3 separate regions of the Homo sapiens genome follow, and all the other regions are linked to region 1. Evidence: read pairs that join two places in POLR2A ChIA-PET (ENCODE). Cell type or tissue: OCI-LY7. All regions are shown on one strand. Each heading gives the region's core, and the rest is flanking DNA. Links, peaks and the distances in the headings are about the cores only.

Evidence for each region. Peaks named below come from ENCODE experiments on the same cell type or tissue, not always from the same donor. Only the 100,000 strongest peaks of a DNase experiment are listed, where the experiment ranks them.
Region 2: POLR2A ChIA-PET joins it to region 1 with 7 read pairs; 2 of 35 experiments call an interaction of 5 or more read pairs at or near these places.
Region 3: POLR2A ChIA-PET joins it to region 1 with 6 read pairs; 1 of 35 experiments calls an interaction of 5 or more read pairs at or near these places.

Annotation. Positions count from the first base shown.
Region 1 is chr20:4,937,092-4,947,541 of GRCh38, forward strand. All of the region lies in intron 2 of SLC23A2 (solute carrier family 23 member 2), which reads right to left. Among named protein-coding and RNA genes, the nearest start is that of SLC23A2, 59 kb to the right of the region's middle. In OCI-LY7, for the core only: no CTCF peak of the experiment used is centred there; a DNase peak (open chromatin) is centred at 5,380; H3K4me3 peaks cover 374 bases; H3K27ac peaks cover 906 bases.
Region 2 is chr20:3,868,796-3,879,245 of GRCh38, forward strand. It overlaps MAVS (mitochondrial antiviral signaling protein), which reads left to right. Exons shown (of 7, transcript NM_020746.5): 7 at 1-7,323. Among named protein-coding and RNA genes, the nearest start is that of PANK2-AS1, 15 kb to the right of the region's middle. In OCI-LY7, for the core only: no CTCF peak of the experiment used is centred there; no DNase peak of the experiment used is centred there.
Region 3 is chr20:5,656,906-5,667,355 of GRCh38, forward strand. LOC124904864 (a long non-coding RNA gene) reads right to left here and starts at 663. Exons shown (of 2, transcript XR_007067511.1): 1 at 440-663. RefSeq lists enhancers at 1-139, 140-640. In OCI-LY7, for the core only: CTCF peaks have their summits at 2,057 and 2,805 (motif pointing left); DNase peaks (open chromatin) are centred at 2,166, 2,716 and 8,676; H3K4me3 peaks cover 913 bases; H3K27ac peaks cover 5,495 bases.

The DNA of each region.
Region 1 (10,450 bases), core at 735-8,734:
CACAAGGATGATGCAGACACTCTCAAGGTCAGAAAGTATGCGACAACCCGAGATCAGAGGGTTTATCCACACAGGATGAGCGTGGTGTGTATAAATGCCAAGGTCCAGCGGCAAAATGCAACAGATAAAAGGGGAGAGGTGAGGGAAGAGTGGAGTTTAACTTCTGTATTAAAACAAGAAGCAAAATCTCCCCGGGAATTTGACACTGGGGAAAGTGTGTGTGCCAACCCGTGGTCCCTCATTGCCCCTTTTCCTACCCTTTGCAAAAGAGAGAAAGAGAATGAGCAAATCCACTCGCTGTCTTGGCCTTAATACATGACAGTGGGGAAGGAGGAGCAGAGGGATAGAAGATCATGATGGCGACAATGGCAGTAATAACTGCAATTTTCCAGTTGCTAAGTGTCGGTGTGTGCCAGGCACTTCTCTGACCTCTTATTAAATAAATGACAGTTATTTCTGGCCAGTAAGCATAATATTACTTGGTTTGCACACAAACTCTACAAAAGTAGAAACTGAGCTTCAGAGAAGTCAAATAACTTGCCAAAGTATACACAGCTATAGGCAGTAGAACAGGATTCAAACTTGAATCAGTAATCTGAACCTGCCATTACACTGTTTATACAAGACATAAAACTGCCCTTTAAATGCTCAGCTTACAGCTGTTTTCCCTGGACAAACACAGCCCAGGCCAGCTGGCCTATACACACTGCCTCTGTGAGACTTGCTGGTGATTTTGCCCTCCTTGTGATTTTTGAGGGGGCACTGAGGGGCAGGAATCACCTTCAAGCTCCTTTTCCAGGGCTGATACCCACCCTCCTTGGACTAGGAACTCTCTAACATATGCACTTCTATTCACCTGCATGGCTGCTCCCTAGCACACATCACCATGGTCTCTCATCAACATCACAACAGCCACTTAACTCGTGTTCTCATTCCATCTTTTTTTTTTTTTTTTTTGAGATAGGATCTCACTCTGTTGCCCAAGCTGGAGTGCAGTGGCGCGATCACAGTTCACTGCAGCCTTGACTTCCCAGGCTCAGGTGATCCTCCCACCTCAGCCTCCTGAGTAGCTAGGACTACAGGCATGTGCCACACCTGGCTAGTTTTTGTAGAGATGAGGTTTCACAATGTTGCCCAGGGTGGTCTTGAGCTCCTGAGCTCAAGCAATCTCCTGCCTCAGCCTCCCAAAGTGCAGGGATTACAGGCATGAGCCACTGCACCTGTAATCCAGACTCATTCCATCTTTTTTTTTTTTTTTTTTTTTGAGACAGAGTTTCACTCTTGTTCCCCAGGCTGGAGTGCAATGGTGCGATCTCGGCTCACCACAACCTCCACCTCCCAGGTTCAAGCAATTCTCCTGCCTCAGCGTCTCGAGTAGCTGGGATTACAGGCATGCGCCACCATGCCCAGCTAATTTCGTATTTTTAGTAGATGTTGGCCAGTCAGGCTGGTCTCGAACTCCCGACCTCAGGTGATCCGCCCACCTTGGCCTCCCAATGCTGGGATTACAGGCGTGAGCCACCATGCCGGGCCCCTCATTCCATCTTGATGGCTCTAAACACTTGTCCAAATGGTAAGTAGCATGATGCTTCAACAGAAAATTACCATGCTCTTTGATGGCTTCCTAATTTAGAGTGACACCCAAATTCCTTCACAAGAGGTGACTATGGGGCCTATCCAGGCCCCCTTTCCCAGTCCCTCATGGCCCCTACTGTGGTTACTCACAGGCCTCTCCTATCTCTCAGGACCCTGCTCATGCCATCCCTCCAAAATAAGCCCCCTTCATCTCACCCCTTCTCACTGGGGTGACTCCCATCAATACTTCCTCTGATCACCACCTCATCATGATGTCAGAGGACCATGTGGAGGGCTGAGTGTGATGGCTCACATCTGTAATCCCAACACTTTGGGAGACCCAGGCAGAAGGACTGCTTGAGGCCAGGACTTTGAGAACAACCTGGGCAAGATAGCAAGACCCCATCTGTACAAAAAAAAATTAAGGTAAAATTTTAAAAGATGATTGTAACAAAGCAAGATCATGTCTATCTGTCTGCCTAGCCAGAGAGCTGTGGGAAACAGAAAGAAACAGTATCACAGCCTCACCATCTTACCTCCACCCCTGGTGCTGAACTTGGCACATATATTAAAGGTTCTCCAACGTTTGTGGACTGATAAATGATTTTTTTAAGGCATGTGGTATAATGTAAGAGTGGTTTTGTTTAATAATCTTACTACATCAAACCTATCTGTGACACAACAGATGTCAGGAACAAGTCGGGGGTGTCAACGTCACCACCATCAATGTACACCGACCAAGAAAGATGAGGGAAGTATTAGAAAAGTCCAAATTATAACTACATCAAAAGATATGAAAAATCTCAGAGAACCTACAATTACATAGCGAGTTACAAAACACATGAGCAAGCCTCTTTCGATGTGATTGAATCAAACATTTCCCAAATGCCAGCGACAAGCATCTGTATCAGCAGCTAGCTAGCCACCATCTGGCCTGTTTCTGTTAAGGTCCCTGCTAAAAATGGTTTTTACATGTTTAAAGGATTGTGAACAACAGCAAAGAAGAACATGTGACTGAGATCACCTGGCCCCTAAAGCCAAAGACATTTATAGAAAGGTTTGCCCATGCCTGACAATAATAGGATAAAGGAATCCTGCTCACCATGGCAAGAATAACGTTAAATACTTAAGGATAAATTAAATAAAAATATGTGTGACCTTTATGAAGAAAACGATAAAATATTACTGAGGGACATAAAAAGGATTTGAAAAACCAAAGAAACAGAGGATACTCTTCGATAGGAAAGGTACTGTAAGAATATTCATTTTCCAATTAACATAATCTACACAGATTTAATAAAAATCCATTAATACCCCCCCAACAGGTCAGAGGAGCTTGCTAAAAAATCCTCTAGAAGAATAAGCAAGGGCCAGGCATGGTGGCTCATGCCTCTAATCCCAACAGTTTTGGGAGGTGGAAGCAGGTGGATCACCTGAGCTCTGGAGTTTGAGACCAGCCTGGGTAACATGGCAAAACCCTATCTCTACCAAAAATACAAAAAATTAGCTGGGTGTGGTGGCATGCACCTGTGGTCTCAGCAACTCGGGAGGCTGAGATGGATCACTTGAGCCTGGGAGGTAGAGTTTGCAGTGAGCCAAGATCATGCCGCTTCACTACAGCCTGGGTGGCAGAGTGAGACCCCATCTCAAAATAACAACAATAATAATAAGCAAGGATAGCCACAAATATTTGAGAAATAGGAGGAGTGTGGTCAGTGAGATAAGAACCCTAATGTAAAGTTGTAATAAACAGAAGTTCAACAAGTATGAAAACAAAGTAACTATTAGTCATTAAAAAAAAAACCCAAAAACTGATGTACATATGATATGGCAGCACTTCAAATCATAAAACCAACTATACATGCCAAGACAATTGGTTACCACCAAGTAACAAAATCCAGAAAAAGTAAGACCTAACGTCTACATTTTAACATTGTTAAGAAAGCACAGAAATATTTATTGACATGGAAAGATGTTTACCCTGTTATATATGTGTTATTTTTTAACTTGCCTTTTTACATAACACAGGGTGAACATCTTTCCATAAAGTGAAACAAGCCAGTCACAGAAGGACAAATACTGCATGATTCCACTTACGTGAGGCGTCTAAAATAGTCAAATGCAGAAGCAGAGTAGGATGGTGGATTCCAGGGACTTGGGGGGGCGGTCAATGGAGAACTGACTTCAACAGGTTAAAGGTTTTAGGTTGCCAGGTACGGTGGCTCACGCCTGTAATCCCAGCACTTCGGGAGGCCAAGGCAGGAGGACTGCCTGAGGTCGGGAGTTCAAGACCAGCCTGGCCAACATGGTGAAAACCCGTCTCTACCAAAAATACAAAAGTTAGCTCAGCGTGGTGGTGCACGCCTATAAGCCCAACTACTTAGGAGGCTGAGGCACAAGAATCACTTGAACCCAGGAGGCGGAGGTTGCAGTAAGCCGAGATTGCACCACTACACTCCAGCCTGGGCGACAGAGCAAGACTCTGTCTCAAAAAAAAAAAAAGTTTCAGTTACACAACATGAGCAAATTCTAGAGATCTGCTGGACCACACTGTGCCTATAATTAACAATACGTCGGTCAGGCATGGTGGCTCATGCACGCCTATAATCTTAGTACTCTGGGAGGCTAAGAGTGGGACGATTGCTTGAGGCCAAGAGTTCAAGATCAGCCTGGGCAACATAGTAAGATTCCATCTCTACAAAAAATGAAATTTTTTTAAATTAGCCAGAAAACAAAACAATACCATATTGTACACTCAAAAAGTTGTCGGCTGGGCCTGTAATCCTAGCACTTTGGGAGGCCAAGGTGGGCAGATTACCTGAGGTCAGGAGTTCGAAACCAGCCTGGCCAACATGGTGAAACCCATCTCTACTAAAAATATAAAAAATAGCCAGGCGTGGTGGAGCATGCCTGTAATCCCAGCCACTTGGTAGGCTGAGATAGGAGACACACTTGAACCCAGGAGGCAGAGGTTGCAGTAAGCCAAGATCCCACCACGGCACTCCAGTCTGGGTGACAGGGTGAGACTCTGTCTCGAGGAAAAAAAAAAAAAAGTTGTTAATAAGGTAGATCTCGTGTTAAATGTTCTTATCATAATAAAAATAAAAAAATAAAAAGAATGGTAGAAGATACTAGTTTTGAGTGAAAAAAGTTATTTCATAAGTGAAAAGAATTAAAAGCAATATATATAATGAAAAAGATAGTATGTACAGCATTAACCCACTGTGTATGTGTAAAGTATGTGGCCATGTATACACACACCAAAATGTTAACCAAAATGTTGAGTGATAGAAACACAAATGACTTATTTTCCTGTTTTTACTCCTCTATATTTTCTAAACTAACTTAACTACAAAAGATGGGCCCAATTTCACCCCTAAGAGCCTCATGGTGTCCACATTAGCACCAGTTCTTCCTTACTCCTCAGACTCAAGTCCAGGGGAAAGGCTGGTTCCCCTTACAGCATCTACCCCCTTTACAATGTAATGCAAGCAAATCAATTCAGTCCTTTCTGCTGTGAGCTCAGGATACAGCAGTGCGGAATAATGTCCTCATGTTTAAAGTTCTAAAATAACTTTGGGTTTCAGAAGAGAGTGGAGAAAAGCCAAGGTGCTACAAATTATACTTGGTATCTAGATTTCTTAAAGCTCCCTGCAGCCAAAGTTAAAAATCACTACCTTAAAGGAAGCAGGAAATCGCTACAGTCTCAAAAAAAAAAAAAAAAAAAAAGTCGCCTGGAAATAAATGTAAACCTGACAGATAAAAAAAATCAGCCATCTGGAAAATTCTGTTATGAGGAAGTAGAAAAGTAAAATAAAATATTTAGACGTGTAACAAATCTTCCAATTCCCTAAGGACTGAATCACTAGCTCTCCACCCACCAACAATCACGCACAAATGCAGAAGCTTTTAATCAGTACTTGTTTCATCAGCTATTCAGCCTGTAATGATTTCTTTTGAACTTCATTTTATCCGACCATCTCTCCCTGTCCAGGAAACAGAGTCACCCCTCTCACTGTGGCTTAGCAGGGCCACCTGAAGGAGAAATGTGATGGCACTGTCCAGAAGTTTTCAGAGCTGAGCTATTCGTGGAGTTAAATACCAAAACCTTCTGTGTTTCTCGAAAGAACCACCAAATCCTAAGAAAAACCTGTCCTTTCATGATCAGCACCTAGCAGAGTGAGCAGGTAACACAGAAACCCTCCAATGGCTGAATGAATTAATCACTAATAGTCTGCCCAAAGAGTAGAATCCCCCTATGTAAAATTCATCTTTAAGGCTGGGCACAGTGACTCCCAACGCTTTGGGAGGCCTAGTTGGGAAGATTGCTTGAGGCCAAGAGTTCGAGATCAGCCTGAGCAACATAGCGAGACTCTGACTCTACAAAAAATAAAACATAAAATTCATCTTTATATTCCCAGCTCCTAGTACAGAATAGACAGATGCTCTTTACAAGGAAGTACACAGGGCGGGGGGTGGGGCGGTGTGGAGAAGATAGATGTTCCATAAATGCTAATGAAATTTACATTTACTCCAAGTAGACGGCACTGAATAAATACTATATCAGAAATATAAATCCATGGCAAATCCATCATTTGCTCTAGACAAAAACCCACACTTCTCCAAAAGGATACGAGAGAGAGGAAGAGCCAGAATAAGAATCAGTGGCTCATGTGCTTAAGACTCACATGGGAAGCTTATTTAAAATATACACTTCTGGGCCAGGCACGGTGGATCACACCTGCAATCCCAGCACTTTGGGAGGCTGAGGCAGGCGGATCGCTTGAGCCCAGGAGTTCAAGACCAGCCTGGGCAACGTGACGAAACCCCATTTCTACCAAAAAAAAAAAACAGAAAAATTAGCCAGGCATGGTGGTATCCGCCTGTAGTCCCAGTTATTTAGGAGACTGAGGTGGGAGGATGGCTTGAGTCCAGAAGGTAAAGGTTGCAGTGAGCTGAGACTGCACGACTACACTCCAGCCCAGGCAACAGAGTCAGACTCTGTCTCAAAAAAAAAAAAAAAAAGACAGATTTCTTTCACACAAATACATGTAAGACAAAAATTTGACACTGTTTTATTTATAACAGCCCCAAACTAGAAACATCCAAAGAGCCATCAAGAGGTGGACGGGTAAGCAAATCATGGTGGGTCCATCAAAAGGCATGCTAGTTAGCAACAAACCAGAGAGCGTCTGCTGACGTGCCCGACAGCACAAGGGAGCTGCACAGACATTTCGTTAAAGCAGCCAGACACGAGACATGCAGTCTGATTCTCAAAAGACAAACCATTCTACGGGAAGCGGAGAGTGGTTACCTAGGGCAAGAATGGAGGAAAGGGCTCCCCAGGGAAAGGATGGAACCTTTGGAATGATAGAAATCTACTGTTTTGACTGTGATTCTGGTGGCTCCATTTGGATGTATATCCACTTGCTCTATGTAAACACTATCGCAATAAAATTGACTTTAGAAGACTAAAAGAATTAAAAAACCCTGTAATCCCACCAATTTTAAAAATGTCCCCTCCTCATATTCTAATCCTATAGACCTACCTTGGGGGCTTGGGAACCTGTATTTTTGTTTGTTTGTTTGTTGAGATGGAGTCTTGCTCCGTCGCCCAGGCTGGAGTGCAGTGGTGCAGTCTCAGCTCACTGCAACCTCCACCTCCCGGGTTCAAACAACTCTCTGCCTCAGCCTCCCAAGCAGCTGGGATTACAGGTGTGCCCCACCACACCCGGCTAATTTTTGTATTTTTAGTAGAGACAGGGTTTCACCATCTTGGCCAGGCTGGTCTTGAACTCCTGACCTCGTGATCCACCTGCCTTGGCCTCCCAAAGTGCTGGGATTACAGGCATGAGCCACCGCACCCGGCCAGGAACCTGTATTTTTAACAAATGCACAAATATTCTCATGCTAGAGGTCCTCAGATCACCCACACCTTGGGATAGGCAATCTTGGCTGGGAAAAAGCTATTGTCTGCACTTCTTTAAACCAATCCAGACAGGGGAAGAATATGACTAAGAAGGAGTGCCCTCTGGGATAAGGACACTCAAAACCTCAGCCTGCCAAGTGCTACTTTGGTTCTCACTAAGACACAAGAGCTTTCAGGGCCGGCTAGGTTCAATGATGAAGCACATTTCAAAAGCCAATCCATGGCTCTTTGCTTAAATCCCATTAAGGGGATTATAATCAAACTGTGGCTGCTCCATTAAGTTCTGTTAAATGCTAACATTTGACCTAAATGCTTTTAATTCAAGTCAGAAAAGACTGTTGGAACATATGCCCTCAACTTGTAGGTGTGGTGAGGGCTAGTTTTGAATGAAACGCTCTGAATTCTCAAAAAAAAAAAAAAAAAATCTTCAACTTGTATATGATCAACTTCCTTTGAATGAAATGACTTAACTGGTTACCTAATACACAGAGTCCGACTTCAGGGAGTTTGCAATTCTGATGCTGATCCTAGCTATAATTATTCCATTTAAAGCTCCAAGCAGCAACGAATGAACTTGTAAGCAGTGGTGATTATTTGATCTTGTGATGACAAGTATGCTCACAGCATGTGACTGAATTTAAAAAAAAAATAACAATCATCCTGCAGTCTTCTCCAAAACACTGCAGGAACTCTTGATCTTGTTTGTTTGTTTGTTTGTTTGTTTGTCTTTTTTGAGACACAGTCTGGCTCTGGCACCCAGGTTGGAGTACAGTCAAGCAATCGCAGCTCACTGCAACCTCCCACCTCAGCCTCCTGAGTAGCTGTGACCACAGGCATGCGCCACTATGCCCAGCAAATGTTTGTATTTTTTGTAGAGACAGGGTCTACTTGTTGCCCAGGCTGGTCTCGAACTCCTGAGCTCAAGCAATCCTCCCGCCTCAGCCTCTCAAAGTGCTGGGATCACAGGCATGAGCCACCATGCCTAGCCAGCGCTCATTTTTCAAACCGCAAGTCAGTACCTACTAGTAGGTCATGAAATTAAATTAGTGGATCTTGACCAGAATTTTTAAAACAATGGCATTTGACAGAACAAAAAACTTCAGAGCATATCTCAAAAGACAGGGGTAACCGAGAGTGTCAAGGTAAAATGCTTCATGCTGTGGGTCAGGGGAAAAGAGTCTGCAAGTCACTGATGGAAAAACTCTGCACACTGACATGAAAGGCATGTTCCAAGTGCCCGACTTAAATCAGATTATTTACTGACCTTAAACTAACATGCCCATAGAAATATTGTGCCAAAGTGAGAAAGCGGTATAAGATGATGGCACTGATGACAAAATATCATCATATTCCCCTGCCACAATGATGGAGGGGGTACCCAGAATTGCAGCACCAGGGTGGCCTTATAATTAATTACAATAATCTACCAGAGCCCTAAACCAAACTACCCCCAATGACTGCAATGGAAGGAATCTCCTTTGCACCCTAATGTGCCATCTCAGCCTTCTGTCACTGTCTCAGTTTGTGGACTTAATTCTTTTAAGAGTTGGAAATGTTTTAAAGGAAGCCAGATAAAACCTGGATTTCTGAGAGGGAACATAGGTACCACTGCCAAGTTCCATCTCAGAAACCAGTTTCCATCTGTAGCGAGCCCCAGGAGTAATGATCCCTTAGAGGCCACTCCCAGGGCCCCAAGAGGGGTCCTGACAGTAGCAACCCTGCTCTGACTGTAGAAAAAAAGGGTCCCTGGGCAAACACTGTACTAGTTAGAAATAATCTAAAAATGGGTTCTCAGGTCCTCACCAGTGGGCCAGAGAGGATGCGATGCCACTGGATAAACGTGGGAAATTTTCCTGAAACATCCATGGGGTGAGTTGGGTGGGGAGGATCATTCCTAACTGACAGCAAATAGTTTATGGCACATAAAGTAAAATGCACAACTGACAGAATGAAACAAGATGTTGAAGAATGGGCTCTGCCTACAGAAGATCCCTTCAGTCCAGCCCAAAGACTTAGTCCCAGAAGCTCTGGTACAGACAAGCTCTAGTCCCAAATGCAACACTAAATCCTAAAAAAGCTCCTGAGTCCAGCCTGAGACACGTCATTTTGCTGCCATCGAATTATGCATGAGCCATGAAAGGTGATGGTCATGGTATCTAGGTGACAAGACGATAACTCATTTGCCTGCTTGTTCAGAAGAGCGATGGAGTCTGAGAAAGTAAAATGTCAGAGTGGTGTATGCTTTGTTTGTTTGGGGGTTTAAGATACAAAGTCATCCGCAGTCTTTCTTTTTCTAACCTAATGCTATAGCAAACAGATGCTACAGCGCCTACTGTACCTGGTATCTTTCAGCAGAAGTTTTCTTTCCAAAACTTTATTTAAATAAAATTATAACAAGACCATCTTAAGCCTCGTCATCCTGGCCATTTCTCCTCAGTGCCAGGTGCTGCCCACACTGCCCACGCTGACCTCCAGAGTTCCCAGGTCTGGGCTCAAGAGACCTCCTCCTCCAGGGAGCACTCCTGGGTCAGCTGTCCGTCTTCTGTGTTTCCATGGTTCCCAGCTTCCTGTCCGCTCCCCACCAGAATGAGATGGCAGCAGGGACACAGTGTCCAATGCATAAAAGGCATTCAAATACTTGGGGAAATCCCTGACTCGTTCAGGGAAATCTTGTGGCTGGGACGTGAAAGGGGAAAGGGAGGGGCAGTATAGCAAAAAGTGCAGCCTGCATGACAAAATTAAAATCTGAATGTACATTTTAGCAAACTAAAGCAGAACAAAGATGAGTTTTATTGCATTTATTTCTACTACGTGATTTAACACATCACTTTTTGCACACATGGTGCTTTTTATTTCAACACTATTTAAAATGTATTAATCATCAGTCATCACAGGAGCCACTGAAAAGCTAATTTTATATGGAATTTTAACAACAAGATAAAAACA
Region 2 (10,450 bases), core at 1,030-9,029, 1.1 Mb before region 1:
ACTTGAGCCCGCCAGGAGGCGGAGGTTGTAGTGAGCTGAGATCGCACCACTGCACTCCAGCCTGGGTGACCGAGTGATACTCTGTCTCAAAGAAAAAAAATTATAATTTTAGCACAGTAACCAGCCATGATGGGAGATACCCTGGGTAAGGCATGTAGAAAGGGTTGAGGGACCTTCCCAGTCCCCTAGCCCCGCCTCCCATCCTCCCATCTTTTTCTTTTTTCTTTTTTTTAGAGAATCACCCAGCCTGGAGCGAAGTGGTGCAATCATAACTCACTGTATCCTTAAACTCCCGGGCTTAAGCGATCCTCCTGCCTCAGCCTTCTGAGTAACTAGGACTTCAGGTACCTGTCACCATGCCTGGCTAATTAAATTTTTTTTTCTTTTTTTTTTTTGAGATGGAGTCTTGCTCTGTCACCCAGGCTGGAGTGCAGTGGCGCGATCTCAGCTCACTGCGACCTCCACCTCCTGGGTTCAGGCCATTCTCCCGCCTCAGCCTCCAGAGTAGCTGGGACTACAGGCGCCTGCCACCACGCCTGGCTAATTTTTTTGCACTTTTAGTAGAGACGGGGTTTCACTGTGTTAGCCAGGATGGTCTCGATCTCCTGACCTTGTGATCCGCCCGCCTCGGCCTCCCAAAGTGCTGGGATTACAGGCGTGAGCCACCGCGCCCAGCCAAATTAAATTTTTTATAGAGATGAGGTCATGCTGTTATGTTGCCCAGGTTGGCCTCATGAGATCTTGCCTTAGCCTCCCAAAGTGCTGGGATTACAGATGTGAGACACTGCACCCAAACCCCACCACTTTTTTTTTTCCTTTTTCTTTTTTTGAGACAGTCTTACTCCGTTGCCCAGGCTGGAGTGTAGTGGCATGATCTCAGCTCACTGCAACCTCCGCCTCCCGGGTTCAAGCAATTCTCCTGCCTCAGCCTCCCGAGTAGCTGGGATTACAGAGGCCTGCCACCACACCCGACTAATTTTCGTATTTTTAGTAGAGACGGGGTTTCTCCATGTTGGCCAGGCTGTTCTTGAACTCCTGACCTCAAGTGCTCCACCTGCGTTGGCTTCCCAAAGTGCTGGGATACAGGAGTGAGCCACTGCGCCTGGCTGATCCCAGCACTTTTCAAATGATGCCGCTCAAAGCCGTGACTTGGCCTACTTTGAACAGCAAACTTGTTGCTGCTGTTGTCAACCTGAAGGCCTCTCAAATGCCAGCTTCAAGCAGGGTGTGAATTGGCCAGTGTCAGATCTCAGGAGTCCTGTGTTGAGAGTGTGGCTTTCAGCTGCGGGGAGCTGCACTTGGTGGGGAAAGCCAGGCAGGTCACCCTCACAGCCAGATAATGTGGAGGTCAGAACCCAAGGAAGGGAGTGAGACCTCCACTCCCAGTGGGGGACCTGGCCACCCATCCTTGGGGACCTGAGAAAGCGTACTTCACCTTGGGGTGAAGGCTGGGTGGGGCCAGAGGGACCAGTGCCCTCCTCAGTGCTTAGGGGCAGAGCCACCTGCAGCAATGGTATCTGCATATTAGCCCCTCTCCACCTTCTTTCTCCCGCTGAATCATTTCCCTCAAAGCCCAAGAGCTGTCACTGCTTCTTTCTCCCTGGGAAGAATGCGTGGACTCTGCCTGGTGATAGACTGAAGCCAGAACAGTGCCACACCCTCGCCTTAATTCCTTGCTAGGTGTTCTCAGATTTATGAGACTTCTTAGTCAAATATGAGGGAGGTTGGATGTGGTGGCTTGTGCCTGTAATCCCAGCATTTTGGGAAGCCGAGGTGGGAGGATCCCTTGAAGCCAGGAGTTTGAGACAAGCCTGGGCAACAAAGCAAGACCCTATCTCTAAAAAAAAAAAAAAAAAAAAAAAAAAAAAAAAAAAAAAAAAATCTAGGAGATGCTCTTTACCCTGCCTGGCCTCAAACTATTAATAGCTTCCTTTGAGCAACATTATTTATTATGAACTTTCAAACACAAAAAAGTAGAGAGAGTAGAATAACAAATCCCCATGAGCCCATCACCCAACTTCAGTAATTATCAATTCATGGCCATCTTGTTCACCCCTGCCTGCTTCCCTGCTTCCCCTCATTCTGCAGAGGTTCTTTTCTTTTGAGACAGAGTGTTGCTCTGTTGCCCAGGCTGGAGTGCAGTGGTGCAACTTCGGCTCACTGCAACCTCCGCCTCCCAGGTTCAAGTGATTCTCCTGCTTCAGCCTCTCAAGTAGCTGGGATTACAGATGCCCGCCACCACACCTGGCTAATTTTCGTATTTTTGTTAGAGATGGGGTTTCACCATGTTGGCCAGGCTGGTCTCGAACTCCTGACCTCAAGTGATCCGCCCGCCTTGGCCTCCCAAAATGCTGGGATTACAGGTGTGAACCACGGTGCCTGGCCACTGTACAGGTTATTTATAGAAGTTGGAGAGTGAAGGGTTGAGAAAGCCAAGGGGCAGATGCGGGTCTGGAGGATTTTGTGCCTAAGGCCCTCTCTTTGCTCCCAGACAGCATGAAGTAACAATGAGGCATCCACCTCTTGGTTTTGTGGCCTCTGTGGATGACGTCTCTCACCTTGAACCAGTTCAGAGTTGGAGTAGCGCAGGATCCTGTCTTCAGAGGAGGGGCCGAAGCGGGTTCCTCTGTTGTCAAGCTCTTTGGAGGTGCCTGGCTGCTACTACTGTCCCAGAGAGGTGATGATGAATGATGGGTGTGTCCAGTGGCAGTTTGCCCCACTGAGGCAGGGGCTTCCACTAGGCCCTGACAGAGCCCTTCCAGCAGGCAGAAATCCCTGTGCTAGGCAAGATTCAAACTCCGTAGCATGTCTCCTGCTCCCATCTCTTAGGAATGGAGTCCTTCAGGCCTTGAGTCCCACATTTTCCATGATGCTCCATTAAGCAGCTGATAGCACCCCCACCTCCAGGGAAAGTGAGTTCAGAGTCCTTGGTCTAATGCATCTGTGTTGAAATTGAGGCCTTCCCCTGTGTTCACCTTTCTGCTCTTTTTCTTTTAGCCCAAGGCTATGAAGGCCTCATTCGGTGCTGGGCATGGTCACTCCTAGCATTCCTCACTCTGTTGCTAACAGCAACAGCAATAATAATAAGGGTTACAACTTACTCCATACCTTACTGTCTGCCAGGCATTAAGCTAAGTGCTTTACATATATTAAGTCATTTAATCCTCATAATGACCCTATGAAAGAGATACCATCTCAACCCAATTGACAGCTGGTTTGCAAGATTAGGAGGGATGAAGGACCCAGGGGACAATGCGAGGGAAAACTCTGACCCCGGGGCCCCAGGCTGGATGTTCTTTATGCCTGTGAACCACAGCTTATCACATGTCTGGAGTTAGGGACCCCACTTAAAGTGAGATTTTGGCTGGAGGTGGTGGATCATACCTATAATCCCAGCACTTTGGGAGACCAAGGCAGAAGGACTGCTTGAGGCCAGGAGTTCAAAACCAGTGTAGGTAACAGCTAGACCCTATCTCTACAAAAAATTTAAAAATTAGCTGGGTGTGGTGGTATGTGCCTCAAGTTCCAGCTACTCAGGAGGCTGAGGTGGGAGGATCACTTGAGCACAGGAGTTTGAAGTTACAGTGAGCTATGATGGCACCACTGCACTTCAGCCTAGGCAACAGAGGGAGACCCTGTCTTTAAAGTACATAGAGGTTTTTCACACCAACACATCTCTGCCCAGTGTGCCAACATCTGCCACCTGCTATAATAGTACTATAACACTCAATATGTAATTAATGTAGTCTCAGGGATGTTATGACAATATGATTACAACTATCACGTGTGTGCCCAGCCAGGCTCAATGCCCCAGGCTGGGCGAGGTGGGGCAGGGGACACAGCCTAAAATGCCAGGCCTCAGGAAGCCATTTGGTTTAGCAGACATTGTTTATTAAAGGAGTTACCTATGCCAGATCGAAGGCCTAAGATGATTAAGACACTATGAGTGCCTTCAAGTGGTTGGGGACGTTCATGATTGTGGTACAGACAAATAGGCTTTCACATCATTCTTTTATGTAATCATACAACAGATATTTGCACCTACATGTGCAGAGCACTGTGATAGGCCTCAGTGACACAGAATAATACGGCAAAGACCCCACCCGATGAGCCCCCTCCCACCACCCACCAGTACAGTAGGGGGTGGTTTAATGGAGTGTTCCTGGAATATGAAGTGGGGGCAGGCATTAGGGGTGGCAAAGGGACAAGTGTTTATCTGATCAGTTATGTACTGTTTATAATAAGTAAATCAGCAGAGGGGGAATAATACTTAGAACCTATAGAGAGTAAATCTGACAAGATGAAATGCTGATGAAAATATGGAGGAAATGAAACTCTCATGGGTTTTGCAGGGAATCTAAGTCAGTGCTGTGTTGTGAATGTAGGTGTACCCTTTGAATTCATATGTTGAATCCTAACCCCCAAAGCAATGGCATTAAGAGGTGGGGCCTTTGGGGCTGGGTATGGTGGCTCATGACTGTAATCCCAGCACTTTGGGATGCTGGCAGGGGGCAGATCACTTGAAGCCAGGAGTCTGAGATCAGCCTGGCCAACATGGTGAAACCCCATCTGTACTAAAAATACAAAAATTAGCCAGGTGTGATGGCGTACATCTGTAATTTCAGCCACTCGGGAGGCTGAGACAGGAGAATAGCTTGAACCCAGTAGGTGGAGATTTCAGTGAGCCGAGATCGTGCCACTGCACTCCAGCCTGGGTGACAGAGCGAGACTCCATCTCAAAAAAATAATAAAGATGTGGGGCCTGTGGGAGGTGGTTAGGTCATGAGGGTGGAGATCATGAATGGGGTTAGCACCTTATAAAACAGGCTTGAGGGAGCCCTTCTGTCCCTTCTACCATGTGTGGATGCAGTGAGAAGGCACCGTATCTCTGAAGCAGAGAGCCCGCCCTGGACACTGGATCTGCTGGCACCTTGATCTTGGACTTCCCAGCCTCTAGAACTGTGAGAAATAATTTTTTGTTGTTTACAAATTACCCAGGCTAAGGTGTTTCATTGTAACCTGAATGGACCAAGCTGGTGTGACCCTGTTGGAAAACTGGCAGTATCTACCAAAAGCCGAACATACGTATAAACTGATCCAGCAGTTCCACTCCTGGGTATGTACACCACAGAAAGCTATGTCCACCGAGACATTGGCAAGAATGTTTCTAACCACACGCTGACTGTAGCCCCAAACCTGAAACAACCCAAATGTCCATCCACCAACCCAAATGTCCATCCACAGTTGAAGCTACAGTGAAGTCACAGGGTCGAATACTACTGCACAGCAACGAATATGAATGAAAATATCGCTATGCACAGCAACATGGATAAATTTCACAGACATGAGGTCAAGCAAAAGAGGTCAGAGTCCTCATCATCAAGAGAGAATTCATTGTATGATTCTCTTCCTACAAAAAGTACAGAAATAAGCAAAACTGATCCATGGTGTTAGAAGCCAGGGGAACAGTTAACAGGGGAGGGATACTGGGGAGGGGCATCCTGGAGTGCTGGTCTACCTCATCTGGGTGTTGATTTCACGAGTATTGTCAGTTTGTTTCCAGACTCCCTGTTGGAGATGTGGAAATAAAAACCACCTAAACAAGAGCAGAGAGGCCATTTGGTCAAAGTTTGCAAAGGAGTCAGCCATGATTGCTTGTATTTGGCAGGGGTCAAAGGCAGGCAGGGACTGTGAAATGTTATAGTGGAAAAAAAGGGAAGGCTCTGGGTGTGCTGTGATTGGAGATTGTTGGCATGGGGACAGAGCGGACTAACTGGAGGGGCATCTTTGGTTGGTTGGGGGGGTATATTTGGCTTTCTCTGGTTGGTCTGGAGTTGGAAGAGGGGGTGTGGTGGCTGGGGATTGGGAAGAAGCTGGCAGCCACTAAGTTCAGACTGTTCTGGGTCCGATTGCTGCTGAGGCTGTGGTTTGGCTTCCTTGGCTTCCCAGGCTGGTCATGGGTTTCTGGCCAGAGTCTATTGTCATATGTGGCCTGGCCATTGTCCAGTTGTATGTTCAGTCTCTTGGAAGGAAGGGTATTGACTCTGAGAGGGGCCACCATCGCTGGAATGGGGGACACACAGTACTTCCTCCAGCTGCCTACACCCCCCTAGGGTCAGTGGCGCCTGCCTGTGAGGGTGAGCCCAATGGCTAGAGGGCTCTGCTCCAAGTCATTGCTTACTACACCCACAAACATTCTTCGTTCTTTAAGGCCTAACTTAAAGCCCAGATCCTACAGGAAACCTTGATTAGACCCCTCTCTTTATTAAGCTTCCTAAGATCAAACCCTGCTTTTGTGTAAATGCTGACCTCCTTGCCTACATTTTAAAAACCTAGAGCTGGGCATGATGGCCCCAGCCTGTAATCCCAGTGATTCAGGAGACTGAGGTGGGAGGATTGCTAGAAGCCAGGAGTTCGAGACCAGCCTGGGTAACATAGCTAGACCACATCTCTTAAAATAAAATAGTTAATTTAGCCAGGCATGATGATATATGCCTGTAGTCCCAACTACTTGGAAGGCTGAGGTGTGAGGATCTTTGAGCCCGGGAGGTCGAGGCTACAGTAAGCTATGATCTCACCACTGTACTCCAGCCTGGGTGACAGAGCGAGACCCAGACTCAAAAAATAAAAATAAAAACCCTGAATATCTTCCTTCTACTTCTTCAGTGCTGTTTTTATTTAAAAAAAAAAAAAACCAGCCAAAACCACAACTTTTTACTGAAGTGTAATGTAAATGCTGTAAAAGGCAGTGAAAGGCACAAGGGAGGTGGAGGGGTAGGAAGGGTGGAAGTGGCGGGAGGAAGTGGCAGGGCAGGCAAAATGAAGGGAAGCCCTGGGTTCTTGTCCTGCATCCGCAGCCAGCTCCCACTTTCCTCACCCTCCAGGACCTGTAAACTGTGAGGCTGGACCAGTTATGTCAAATCTGTCCTCCCCCAGAGCTCAGTCCCTCTGCCCTTGGGTGTCCTTGGCACAAGGCAGGCTAGGCTGCACCAGCTTCCTCCATCTCCGTCCTGCCTCCCCCATCCCCAGGTGCCATTCCCACACCATCTGAATCACTGATTTCCTCGCAATCAGACGCTATCTTCCAGTTAATCACTTCGCTTGTATTTAACATAAGAAAGAAAAACCCTTTCATTATCACATACAGCTGGAAATCGGCTTCTTGCAGGAGGCGTATCCAAAGGAATTGGAGAAGAGATAAACTGGTAATTGGTGAAAGAATTACTTTAATTTTTTTTCCTACTTGCTGTCATGATGATGTCCTTAGAATTGTGAGCCCGTGGACACTTCTGTACAATAAATCTGCTATTATTACTTCTAGAACTACAGTTATAATGGTCTACAATGGCCAGATGCCTGCTTGTAATGAGAAGCTACTGCAGTGAAGATCAACAGAGTCAGGGGGCTTGTCTGTGACCTCTCCTCCTTTTCCCTCCTGCCTTCTCCCTGGGGATGGGTGGGTTTCTACTTAAAGACAAGCTCCCAGCTCTCAGACAGAGAATGTATGAGAGCAAAACAGAAGTCACAGTCCTTTGGTACTTAATCTTGAAAGTGACATCCCAGCAGTTTTTTTTTTTTTTTTTTTTTTTTAAGACAAGGGCATGCTCTATCGCCCAGGTTGGAGTAGAGTGGAGTAGAATGTCTCACTGCAGCCTCAAACTCCTGGGCTCAAGCAATCCTCCCACCTCAGCCTCCTGAGTTGCTGGGACCAGAGGCACACGCTACCATGCCTGGCTAACTTTCATGATTTTTAGTAGAGATGCGGTCTCACTGTGTTGCCTATGTTAGTCTCAGACTGCTGGGCTCAAGTGATCCTCCTGGCTCAGCCTCCCAAAGTGCTAGGATTACAGGCAGGAGCCTCTGCATCCACTCCCATCACTTCTGTAAATTGCAGTCAAGGGGCAATTTACCCAGAAGTAGGAACCACTGGAAGCACCATTATAGCAGCTGCCTCTTCAGGAGGGGAATTTGATTCTGTCCTACAAAATGACATATGCATGTGTTTTTTGACCCAGCAATTCCATTTCTAGTAGTCTAAGCCAAAGATAACATTGGCAAAAATAAAGATATATGTCCAAGGCTAGTCATTATAGCCCACTGTGTAAATAGCAAAAGACTGGAAATAACTCAGACAATGTCCATCTACAGAACATTGGCAATAAACCAAGGTATATCTACATTGGAGTGCTATGCAGCTGTGAATAGAAATGAGTATCTCTATACTGCTATGGAGTGAACTCCATGATGTTTTGCTAAGAGGAAAAAAAAAGTGGAAAACTGTATATATAATATAGAATCTTTGGGCTGGGTGGTGGCTCATGCCTGTAATCCCAGCACTTTGGGAGGCCGGGGCAGGTGGATTATGTCAGGAGATCGACACCATCCTGGCCAACATGGGGAAACCCCGTCTCTACTAAAAATACAAAAAAATTAGCTGGCCATGGTGGTACGCGCCTGTAGTCCCAGCTACTCGGGAGGCTGAGGCAGGAGAATCGCTTGAACCTGGGAGGCAGAGGTTGCAGTGAGTCACGATCACAGCACTTCCAAAAAAAAAAAAAAAAAGACCTGACTCCAGTGGACTGAAACTCATCAAATAGGCTTTTAAAATCCATGAGTTGGCCAGGCGCGGTGGCTCACGCCTGTAATCCCAGTGCTTTGGGAGGCCAAGGCAGGTGGATCACGAGGTCAGGAGTTTGAGACCAGCCTGGCCAACATAGTGAAACCCCGTCTCTACTAAAAAAAAAAATACAGTCCGGGTGCGGTGGCTCATGCCTGTAATCCCAGCACTTTAGGAGGCTGAGGTGGGCGGATCACCAGGTCAGGAGATTGAGACCATCCTGGCTAACACGGTGAAACCCCGACTCTACTAAAAAAAAAAAAAAAAAAAAAAAAAAAATTAGCCAGGCATAGTGGCAGGTAGCCTGTAGTCCCAGCTACTCGGGAGGCTGAGGCAGGAGAATGGCGTGAACCTGGGAGGCGGAGCTTGCAGTGAGCCGACATAGCGTCACTGCACTCCAGCCTGGGCGACAGAGACTCTGCCTCAAAAAAACAAAACAAAACAAAACAAAAATAAGCTAGACGTGGTGGCACGCGCCTGTAGTCCCAGCTACTCAGGGGGCTGAGGAAGGAGAATCGCTTGAACCCGGGAGGTGGAGGTTGTGGCGAGCCGAGATCACGCCAGTGCACACCAGCCCCGGCAACAGTGTGAGACTCCGTCTCAAAAAAAAAAAAAAAAAAAAAAAAAACACCAGGCATGGTGGCGCACGCCTGTAATCCCAGCACTTTGAGAAGCCAAAGTGGGTGGATTCTATGAGCTCAGGAGTTCGAGACCACCCTGGGCAACATGGTGAAACCTCCTCTCTGCTAAAATAGAAAAAATTAGCTGGGCGTGGTGGCACTTGCCTGTAGTCCCAGTTACTCAGGAGGCTGAGGCAGGAGAATCGCTTGAACCCAGAAGGCGGAGGTTGCAGTGAGCCGAGATCGCACCACTGCACTCCAGCCTGGGCAACAGAGTGAGACCGTCTCAAAAAAAAAAAAAAAAAGCCACCAGTTCATGATAATACTAAAAAGAATTCATTGTTGACCTCTAGAGGATGCCCCAGGAAACCAACTCATTCTGAAAACTGGTCAGTAAAGGGAAAGAATTGATCCTGCCTTTTCTATTTGAGTAGTTCCAGCTCCTCTGGAGGCTGAGGTTGAGGTACTTCAGGATAACAAAGAGTTGATGAGGGAAGATTCTTTATAGAAATATTCCAGTTAGGCTGGGTGCGGTGGCTCACACCTATAATCCCAGCACTTTGGGAGGCCAGGCAGGTGGATCACTTGAGGTCAGGATTTCGAGACTAGACTGGCCAACATGTTGAAACCCCATCTCTACTAAAAATACAAAAGAAAAGTAGCTGGGTGTCGTGGTGCACAGCCGTAATCCCAGCTACTCGGGAAGCCGGGGCAGGAGAATCGCTTGAACCTGGGAGGAGGAAGTTGCGGTGAGCTGAGGTCGTGTCACTGCACTCCAGCCTGGGTGACAGAGTGAGACTCTGTCACACACACACACACACACACACACACACACACACACACAAATTCCAGTTAACCAAGCATAGAAGAAACTACCTGATTAGAAAATTACGGTAGGGGCTGTAGCCCCTAACGTAAGTAGTTAATGTTATGAATTTCTCTTCTCTTGATGAGATGAATAAAAAGTAAATAGTGAGACATGGTGGCTCACACCTGTAATGTTTTCACTTATAAGTGGGAACCACTTTGGGAGGCCAAGGTGGGAGGATCGCTTGAGGCCAGGAGTTTGAGACCAGCCTGGGCAACATAGTGAGACCCTTGTCTCTAAAAAAAAAAAAAAAAAAAAAATTAGCTGGGCGTGGTGGTGCACACCTGTACCTCCAGGTACTTGGGAGGCTGAAGTGGGAGAATTGCTTGAACCCAGGGGTTTGAG
Region 3 (10,450 bases), core at 1,190-9,189, 720 kb after region 1:
CTGAGGCTGAGTATGGAATAAATCACTCCAAAATTGCACTCCATAAATAGGGGAGGAACTTCCTTTGGGAAGTTCAGAGTTGTTGCAGATTTGTATCCCAGGAGCTGATTCTGAGAAGAGCATTCATGTGCAGGTTTATTAGGGGGTGTCCTTAAGACCTGCACCTGTGGAAGGGAAGGCCAGATAGCAAGAGAGGGCACAGGGAGAAGCTGGGCTGCGAGGCAGAGTAAGGGCTGCAGCCAGCCAGGTGACCCTTCAGACGTGCCTGCATTGGAGCAAGGTGGGCGGGAGTGAGGGGGCCAGGCCTTTCTCCCATCCCCTCCACAAACCAGGTATGGTCTGTGGGATGCCCAGGAAGGAAGCAAAGCCTGGAGTGGGGTGGGTGGCCCCTTTTTTAGAAGAGGGTAGTTCCTGGAGAGGCAATCAGCCATCAGCTTACAACACTTCCAGCAGCTGAGAGAAGAAATCCTTCCAGCCCGAGGAGGAATCTGGGCAGCACATCCCAGGAATCTGGAAGCAGTCATGGAAAAGGAAACAAGTCACTGAGAGGCCAATCCTGGATCTCAACTCAGTCCTTTCAGAGGCCACTGCTACAGCCCCCACCTCATCGCTTCCTGTTCAATGTATGCTGATTTCTACACACTGACCGCTGTAGGCATTTCTGGAAAGAATCCCAGATCAGAGTTTTTAAGTATCAGCTGCCTATCCACGTGTGTCTTGTGAGCAACTAAGAGGGCTGAAGGCAAGGAGGAAACCGGTGGTGATACACCTCATTGGGTGGTTAAAGAGACAAGATGTCTGGCCAGACTCTCACCAGAGAACTGTCCAGTCTGAACAAATGAGGAACGTGAAGAACTTGGAAAGGTTACAAGGAAGTCACCGCGATGATGAATGTTTTCCTGAACCAGCACGGACAGGAAAGAGCAAAGGCTGCAAATCAGGGCTGACCTTGGTGATCTCCGTCTTTTACATTGGGATGCAGAATTCAGCATGCAACCACATGCAATTTACAAGCACAGGCTCCTTCTGGGAAATGTGCCAAATTAGTTCATTCCTGACAAAATAATTAAAATCCTACAAATATTAGGCTCATGCATTTAGCCATTTTATTTCAGCTGTTTTGTGTGTTCATAGATAGTGAAATTAAAAACACTTGTGGCCTGGCATGGTGGGTCACACCTGTAAACCCAGCACTTTGGGAGGCTGAGGCAGGAGGTCTGCTTGAGCTCAGGAGTTTGAGACCAGCCTAGGCAACATAGTGAGATCTTGTCTCTGCAAATATTATTTAAGCTCACAACTATAATCCTAGCCCTTTGGGAAGCCAAGGCAGGTGGATCACTTGAGGCCAGGAGTTCGAGACCAGCCCAGCCAATGTGGTGAAATCCCATCTCTACTAAAGATACAAAAAAATTACAGGTGCACACCTGTAGTCCCAGCTACTCGGGAGGCTGAGGCACAAGAATCATTTGAACCTGGGAGGTGGAGGTTGCAGTGAGCAGAGATGTGCCACTGCACTCCAGCCTGGGCAACAAAGCAAGATTCTGTCTCAAAAAAAAATTATTAAAAAAATTATCCAGGGGTGGTGGCGCACACCTGTGGTCCCAGTTACTTGGGAGGCTGAGGTGGGAGGATCACTTAAGCCCAGGAGGTGGAGGCTGCAGTGAGCTATGTTCATGCTACTGCACTCCAGCCTGGGAGACAAAGCAAGACCCTGTCTCAAAAATGTAAAATTAAATATTTTAAAACAGGACAACATTACAAAATACAAATAAAAACACGTGTATTGGGGTCAAGCACAGGGACTCATGCCTGTAATCTCAACACTTTGGGCATATAAAGTGGGAGCATCACTTGAGCAGAGGAGTTTTGGGCCGGCCTGGGCACTGTAGTGAGATCCTGTCTCTACACAAAATAAACATTAAAAATTAGGAGGCTGGGGCGGGAGGATTGTTTGGACCCGGGAGTTCAAGACCAGCCTAGGCTACATAGAGAAACTCCATCTGTATTGTTAAAGAAAAAAAAATTAAAAATTAAAAAAAAAAAACATGTATTGGAAGAAAATACTCTGGCAGCTTCAAAACACCTGACAAGAGGGGGAAACCCTGATACAGCTTCAGAACTTCAGCCCATGGAAGCTGCATTCAACAAACTACTGAATCATGTCTGGTTCCCATGGCAACAGCCCTGAAGCGGCTTCACTGAACAAGACTGAATGTGATCAACTGCCAACATGGAAATATCAACCCTTCCTCTTTGTTTTTCAGCATTTCTCTCACTGACATTCTGTGTTGCAAAGCAGGCCTTGGAACGCTGCCCGTATCTCCCTCCTAGATTCACCAAATTTCAGCGGTGAAGCCCCCCTCCACTGCATTTTTAGTGTAGAACCTTGCCAGGGTTGGGGGTGGGGGAGGTGGGGGCCACTGCATACATTCTAAAGGACAAGGAAAATAATTTCAGATAGTTCCTTACCCACCCATGTCCCTCACTAAGAGCCCTGGTTTTTCTCTCAGGCAGTAACGCTTCTTTCTGTTGGACTCAAATCAGCATATTTATGTTCCATAGCAAGACAGATTTCCTAAGTAAGAGAGAAGCTATTTTTAGAGGATCTTGAAAGGGGGGAAGATCTCAGAAACGACCTAAACTTAGATCCAGCTTTTGGTACAGTGTGCCTCACAGGGACATAGACTGCACGTGCACAAACATTTCTTGCAGCCTGTTATAAACTTCCTGAGATGCCCTCAAAGCCTGCGCTGGGGTGGGGCCCAGAGCTTCCCCCTGGAGGTGCCATAGATCCTTGCCCTTCTTTCCCTTTAAGAACAGCACACTGTCAGTTCTCCAGCTCTTGAAGAGCCCTACAATGAGGTCAGACCATATCAGTGGTACATCTGGGCTGTCTGTCAGTGCATTTGGGTGAGTTCGCTTCGAGGGAAAGAATGTCAGCCGTAGTGAGTTTGTGGTTAGAGAGTCACTTGTAGATATGAGTGTGGACCCCACGCTGGAGTGCAGTGGCACCATCTCAGCTCACTGATGGAATATTTGATGATTTCTATCACCAAATGAAGCCAGGGGATGGGTGTGTGGGAGGTTATGATACTATTCTCACTACCATGGTGGATAGTGAGCATAAAAATTACACGTGGCCAGGTGCGGTGGCTCACACCTGTAATCCCAGCACTTTGGGAGGCCGAGGCAGGCGGATCACCTGAGGTTGGGAGTTTAAGACCAGCCTGACCAACATGGAGAAACCCCGTCTCTACTAAAAATATAAAATTAGCCCGGCATGGTGGCGCATGCCTGTTATCCCAGCTACTTGGGAGGCTGAGGCAGGAGAATCGCTTGAACCTGGGAGGCGGAGCTTGCAGTGAGCTGAGATGGTGCCACTGCACTCCAGCATGGGTGGCAGAGTGAGACTCTGTCTGAAAAAAAAAAGAAAAAAAAAAAAAAGAAAGTACACATAACCAGCCCTGGTGGAAGGTTATAAGGTTATGTGTTCCTGGAGGAAGCATTCTTTCAATTGAGACCTCAAGGATAAGATCAGCTAGCAGGCCCAAACTGAGGGTGGAGGGATGAAGTGTGAGGTATTGGTTGGATAAGTGTTCCAGGCAGAGAAAACAATGTAGGCACATGCCTGAAGGTGAAAGCAAGCTCCTTGGGACTGGAAGAAGCTCAGTAGGATTGCATTAGAGCCTGGCAATAGATGAGGCAGAGCACTGGAATGGACGGTCAGGAGACAGTGGTAAAAAGTCTGGGCATTTCTCTGAAGAGCAATGGGAAGCCAATGAACAAGGCATTTACTTGACTGTATTCATGCTTTAGGAAAATTACAATTAAGCTTTATTGTCCCAAGATAGTCCTAACTTTAGGAAGTCTTCCTTGGGCAGGGAGTGGCGGCTCACGCCTATAATCCTAGCACTTTGGGAGGTGGAGATGGGTGGATCACTTGAGGCCAGGAGTTCAAGACCAGCCTGGCCAATATGGTGAAACCCCATCTCTAAAATACAAAAATTAGCCCGGCGTGGTGGTGCGTGCCTGTAATCCAGCAACTCAGGAAGCTGACACATGAGAATTGCTTAAGTCCAGAGGCAGAGGTTGCAGTGAGCCGAGATTGTGCCACTGCACTCTAGCCTGGGCAACAGAGCAAGACTCCATCTCAAAAAAAAAAAAAAAAGTCTTCTTTGAAGATTTCTCAAAGAACTACCATTCGACCCGGCAATCCCCCTACTGCATACATACCCAAAGGGAAAGACATCATTATATACTAAAGATATTTGCACTCATGTTTATTGCAGCACTATTTATTCACAATAGCAAAGATGCAGAATCAACCTAAGTGTCTATCAATGGATGATTGAATAAAGAAAATGTAGTGTATACATACACGCACACACACACCATGAAATACGACTCAGCCATAAAAAAGAATAAAATCATATTATCTGCAGCAAAATGGATGGAATGGAAGGCTACTATCCTAAGGGAGATAACTCAGAAACAGAAAGTCAAATACTGCCTGTTCTTACTTATAAGTGGGAACTAAACAATGAGTACACATGGACATTCAGAATGAAATAGTAGACATTGGAGACTCTGAAAGGCGGGAGAGTGGGAGGGGAATGAGGTTTGAAAAATTACTTATTGTAGGCTGAGTGCAGTGGCTCACACCTGTAATTCCAGCACTTTGAGAGGCCAGGGTGGGAGGATTACTTGAGCCCAGGAGTTTTCAGACCAGCCTGGGCAACACAATGAGACCTCATCTCTACAAAAATAAAAGTAAAAATTAGCTGGGTGTGGTGGCACATGCCTGTATTCCTAGCGACTTGAGAGGCTAAGGCAGGAGAATTACTTGAGCCCAGGAGTTCCAGGTTGCAGTGAGCTATGATTGCACCACTGCACTTCAGCCTGGGAGACAGAGCGAGACTCTGTCTCTCTTTTTTTTTTTTTTTTTTTGAGATGGAGTCTCGCTCTGTCACCCAGGCTGGAGTGCAGTGGCATGATCTCAGCTCACTGCAAGCTCCGCCTCCTGGGTTCAAGCCATTCTCCTGCCTCAGCCTCTCAAGTAGCTGGGACTACAGGCGCCTGCCACCACGCCTGGCTAATTTTTTTAGTAGAGATGGGGTTTTACTGTGTTAGTCAGGATGGTCTCGATCTCCTGACCTCGGGATCTGCCTGCCTCGGCCTCCCAAAGTGCTGGGATTACAGGAGTGAGCAACCGTGCCCAGCCCTGTCTCTTAAAAAAAAAAAAAAATTACTGGCCAGGCGTGGAGGCTCACACCTGTAATGTAAAAAAAAAAAAATCTAGTGGGTACAATGTTCACTATTTGGGTGATGGGTACACTAAAAGCTCAGGTTTACCACAACGCAGTATGTGCATATAAGAAATCTGCACTTGTGCCTCCTAAATCCATACAAATAAAAAAAAATGGCCGTGTACAGTGGCTCATGCCTGTAATCCCAGCACTTTGGGAGGCTGAGTGTGGATCACAAGGTCAGGAGTTCGAGACCAGCCTGGCCAACATGGTGAAACCCCGTCTCTACTAAAAATACAAAAATTAGCTGGGCGTGGTGGCAGGCACATGTAATCCCAGATACTCGGGAGGCTGAGGCAGGAGAATTGCTTGAACCTAGGAGGCAGAGGTTGCAGTGAGCTGAAGTCACGCCACTGCACTCCAGCCTGGGGGACAGAGTGAGACTCTGTCTAAAAAAAAAAAAAAAAAAAATTAGCCTGGCATGGTCACGTGTGCGTGTGGTCCCAGCCACTCAGGAGGCTAAGGTGGGAGAATGGCTTGAGCCCAGGAGTTTGAGGCTACAGTGAGCTATGATCATGCCACTGGACTCCAGTCTGGGTGACAGAATGAGATTCTGCCTCTAAAGTAAGTAAATAAATAAATACATAATCAAGCCTCCTTTGAATATTCCAGCCCTCCTTGCTCTGAGCTGCAGATTCCACCCTCTCTTACTGTAGGTTGCTATTGTTTCATGCTAAGGTTAAGTGAGGCCAAAAGGGTGGAGGCGTAGGACTGGTAGCCTTATAGAAAGAGGAAAAGAGAGAGATTGCTGTCTCTCCACATGCGTGCACTGAGGAAAGGCCATGTGGGCACACAGCTAGAAGGCAGCCATCTGCCAGCCAGGAAGAGAGCCCTCACCACACCCTGACCTTGCTGTTATCCTGATCTTAGGTTTTCAGCCTCCAGAACTGTGAGAAAATACATTTCTGTTGCTTCAGCCACCCAGTCTGTGATATTTTACTATGACAGCCAAAGCAGACTAAGACACTCCTCTAAGTCCCTCTCTATCCAGATAATCGTCGGCTGGGACAAACTTTAGACACTTCAAAAGCTTGTAATCCATTGACCTTGACTGATCATTAAAAATCTTCAACATTATAGCCCCATTATAGTCAGTCACATTTCATATTTATATATGCAGGTGATTTTCTCCACTATCATGAGGCCAAGCTATGGTGTAAGGAGATGGTTCTCCTGCAGCAGTAAATATGTCTAATAGTTGGATATTAATGTAACCATTAATCTCCCTAGTTCACCCTGAAAAGACACACCTTGTGTTTTTTTCCTATCTGAAAACTTCCAGTCATTACATCCACATGCAATTGCTGACTCCCAAGGTTGAATGAGCGGCTCATGGTCTTTAGGGCATGTGTTTATAAGAAGATAGTCTGTGTTTACATTGCCACAATACAATGTTACCTTCTACTGGCTGCCTTTCATAGGCAAGGCAACTGTTCAAAACAAATTGCTTGGCATCCTGTAATCCCAGCTACTCCAGAGGCTGAGGCACGAGAATCACTTGCACCTGGGAGGTGGAGGTTGTAGTGAGCCGCGATTGTGCCACTGCGCTCCAGCCTGAGCAACAAGACTGAAGCTCTGTCTCAAAAAAACAAAAACAAAAACAAATTGCTTGGCAAATGATGGTTTTTGCAATTTTGGACATGATGCTTAAGTTGACTTTCAATTTCCAACATGACAGACTACTGAAGTATGTTTCTTTGCAAAGTCTCTAAGATCTACTAAGTGAGGCTTTTAAGAAAGCAGCCTAGGCTGGGCACGGTGGCTCACACCTATAATCCCAGTACTTTGGGAGGCCAGGGCAGGAGGATCGCTTGAGGCCAGGAGTTTGAGACCAGCCTGGGCAACATAATGAGACCTCGTCTCTCTCTCTCTCTCTCTCTCTCTCTCTCTTTTGTAAGTTAATAATTTTTTAAATAAAAAATATAATAAAAATGAAGGAGGAGGAGAATTGCTTGAACCCGGGAGGCAGAGGTTGCAGTAAGCCGAGATCATGCCGCTGCACTCCAGCCTGGGCAAAAAGAACAAAATTCATCTCAAGAATAAAAAATAAAAAAATAAAGCAGGCTGGGTATAGTGGCTCACACCTGTAATCCCAGGATTTTGGGAGGCTGAGGTGGGAGGATTACTTGAGTCCAGGAAGTTGAGGCCGCAGTGAGCTATGATTATGCTGTCTAATCATGATTACTCTAGCCTGGGTGACAGAGCAAGATCCTGTCTCAAAAACAAACCCCGAAAAACCAAAAACAAAGCAGAGTAAGAAGCATCAGCCTTTCTGGTAAGATCTGAGGGGATATAAGAACCCTCTCATTGTCAATGATTTCTCTCACTATTTCAGTACCTAAACAACCTTTACTTGTCCTTTCTTTTGGATATTACATCTTATATATAATAGCCCTTTATTAATATGATTTTATGCTCATATATATGAATCTGTATGAATTTTTTCTGTGAGAATCAAACTTAAGAACTGTCACTTTTTTCTTTGTTTTTTTTTTTTTTTGGAGACAAAGTCTCGCTCTATCACCCAAGCTGGAGTGCAGTGGTGGGATCTCAGCTAACTACAACCTCCGCCTACCAGGTTCAAGCAATTCTTCTGCCTCAGCCTCCCGGGTAGCTGGGATTTCAGGTGCCCGCCACCACACCTGGCTGATTTTTTAAAATATATTTTTAGTAGAGATGTGGTTTCACCATGTGGACCAGGCTGGTCTTGAACTCTTGACCTCGGGTAATTTGCCTGCCTCGGCCTCCCAAAGTGCTGGGATTACAAGCTTGAGCCACCGTGCCCGGGCCCTTTTCTTTTTGTTTTGAGATGGGGTCTTGCTCTGTTACCCAGGCTGGAGTGCGGTGGTGTGATGTGACCACGGCTCACTACAGCCTCAATTTCCCAGGTTCAAGTGATTCTCCCACCTCAGCCTCCTGAGTAGCTGAGATTACAGGTGTGCACCACCACACTGGACTAACTTTTTCATTTTTTTGTAGAGACAAGGTCTCACTATGTTGCCTAGGCTGGTCTTGAACTGCTGGGCTCAAGCAATCCTCCTGCCTCTGCCTCTCAAAGAGCTGAGATTATAGGTGTGAGCCGCCATGCCCGCCCGTCACTTTTCTGTATATTCCTAAATAAAATTAAATCTGGTTCAGCCTCTATTGACTTTAGTGGTAGATAAATTCAACCCCATTTTTCTGGTGAAGAGGTTCCTCTGCAATTCTTTAGGATTATGCCAGCACCCAGGGCTTACTCAGTCCAGATGTCTTGCCTTCTGATCCACTGGAAGATGTAGAGTTTTACTACCCAGCTCCAGTGTCTTCTCCCCTCAAGTTTAGGTGGAGCCTGTTTGTCAAGGCCTCTGTGTAATACCTAGGGCCCCAAACCATTTGCATACATGCAGCCATCCCATTCAGAGGCTCTATCTCTACAGAGCTGTAAACCCTTCCTACCAGTGTGCAGGGCAGCTAACACCCTCCATCCTCACTCCACCCCTTATCCTTGTGCAGTGTAGCTCTGCCCTTCCACAAAGAGCTTGACTGTCACCACGTCCTCTTATAATCCCACGCAGTCCCACCTTCTCTCATAATCCCAAAGAAGATATGTCAGGGCCAGGACATCTATGGATATGGTGTGAGTGATATTCCAGTGGAGTAACTCCCTTCCCTACTGTGGTCTTTCTTCTTATACGGCAAGAATGAGGGCCGGGTGTAGTGACTCACGCCTGTAATCCCAGCACTTTGGGAGGCCAAGGTGGGCAGATCACAAGGTCAAGACGATCAAGACCAGCCTGGCCAACATGGTGAAACCCCATCTCTACTAAAAATACAAAAATTAGCTGGGTGTGGTGGTGGCCACCTGTAGTCCCAGCTACTCAGGAGGCTGAGGCGGGAGAATCGCTTGAACCCGGGAGGCGGAGGTTGCAGTGAGCCGAGATCACGCCACTGCACTCCAGCCTGGCGACAGAGCGAGTCTCCATTCCCCCCACCCCCTCCCCATAAAAAGCAAGAATGAGAAAGTGCCCTTGTCAACGAAGGATCGCATGGACTGGTACCAAGTGGTTCGGATCTGGGAAGTCAGCTGTAAAATGGAGTTGTCTAGGAATATCAAGAGCCTTACGGCTGGGGCAGTTGGGGACCTTCTAGTCCCTGGGCTGTTGCATTTCCCCACTGGCCAAGTATCCCAGGCCAATAGGCACTGGAGCTTGGGTGCTGTCCTTTCACTGGAATGGGCCTACTGTGTGTCCAGCAGCTGTCTTGGCTATGGCAGATTGGTCCTTGATTTGATGAGAGGCTGAAGACCACATGTGACTTTGTCTTGCTATCCTGGTCTTGTAGAACTCACCTTTTCACAATGAAGACTTTTTCTCAACCGATGTTGTACAATGTGAAATGTGTCCACCCTCTTGCAGGACAAATGGCAGACCTGAAGAGACCCATCTGGCACCACAGCCAATTTTCTTCTTTTTTTTGAGACGGAGTCTTGCTCTGTCGCCCAGGCTGGAGTGCAGTGGCGCGATCTCGGCTCACTGCAAGCTCCACCTCCCGGGTTCACGCCATTCTCCTGCCTCAGCGTCCCGAGTAGTTGGGACTACAGGTGCCCGCCACCACGCCCGGCTAATTTTTTTTGTATTTTTAGTAGAGACAGGGTTTCACCCTATTAGCCGGGATGGTCTTGATCTCCTGACCTTGTGATCCGCCCTTCTCGGCCTCCCAAAGTGCTGGGATTACAGACTTGAGCCACCGCGCCCGGCCACCACAACCAATTTTCAACATGCTGCTGGGTGTGAGATAATCAGAAAAGCATGGAGCATAGGTAGACATTTAATGGTCTTTTGAGTCCAACCTCTACATTTTACTGATAATTAATTTGGAGAATCCATTGTCCTTCCAAGATTGATTACCCATTTCTCATTTTGAGGAACGTTTAACAGCAAGAAGATTGGATCAGGTTTCTGAGTGAGCCCCAAGAACTTTGTCTCTGAGAGCTTTCAAGGTTTGAGTGACTCCTTTGCATTTTGAGTACATATTCCAAGGGCATTTTCCTTTGGCTGTTTGTGATCAGAGATTATTGTGGTCATGATGTGCCTGCACATTATTGCTGCAATAGCAAACCACTCATCTTATTTGCTGGTGTCTCTGTGGGTCAGTCTTTGGGTTGG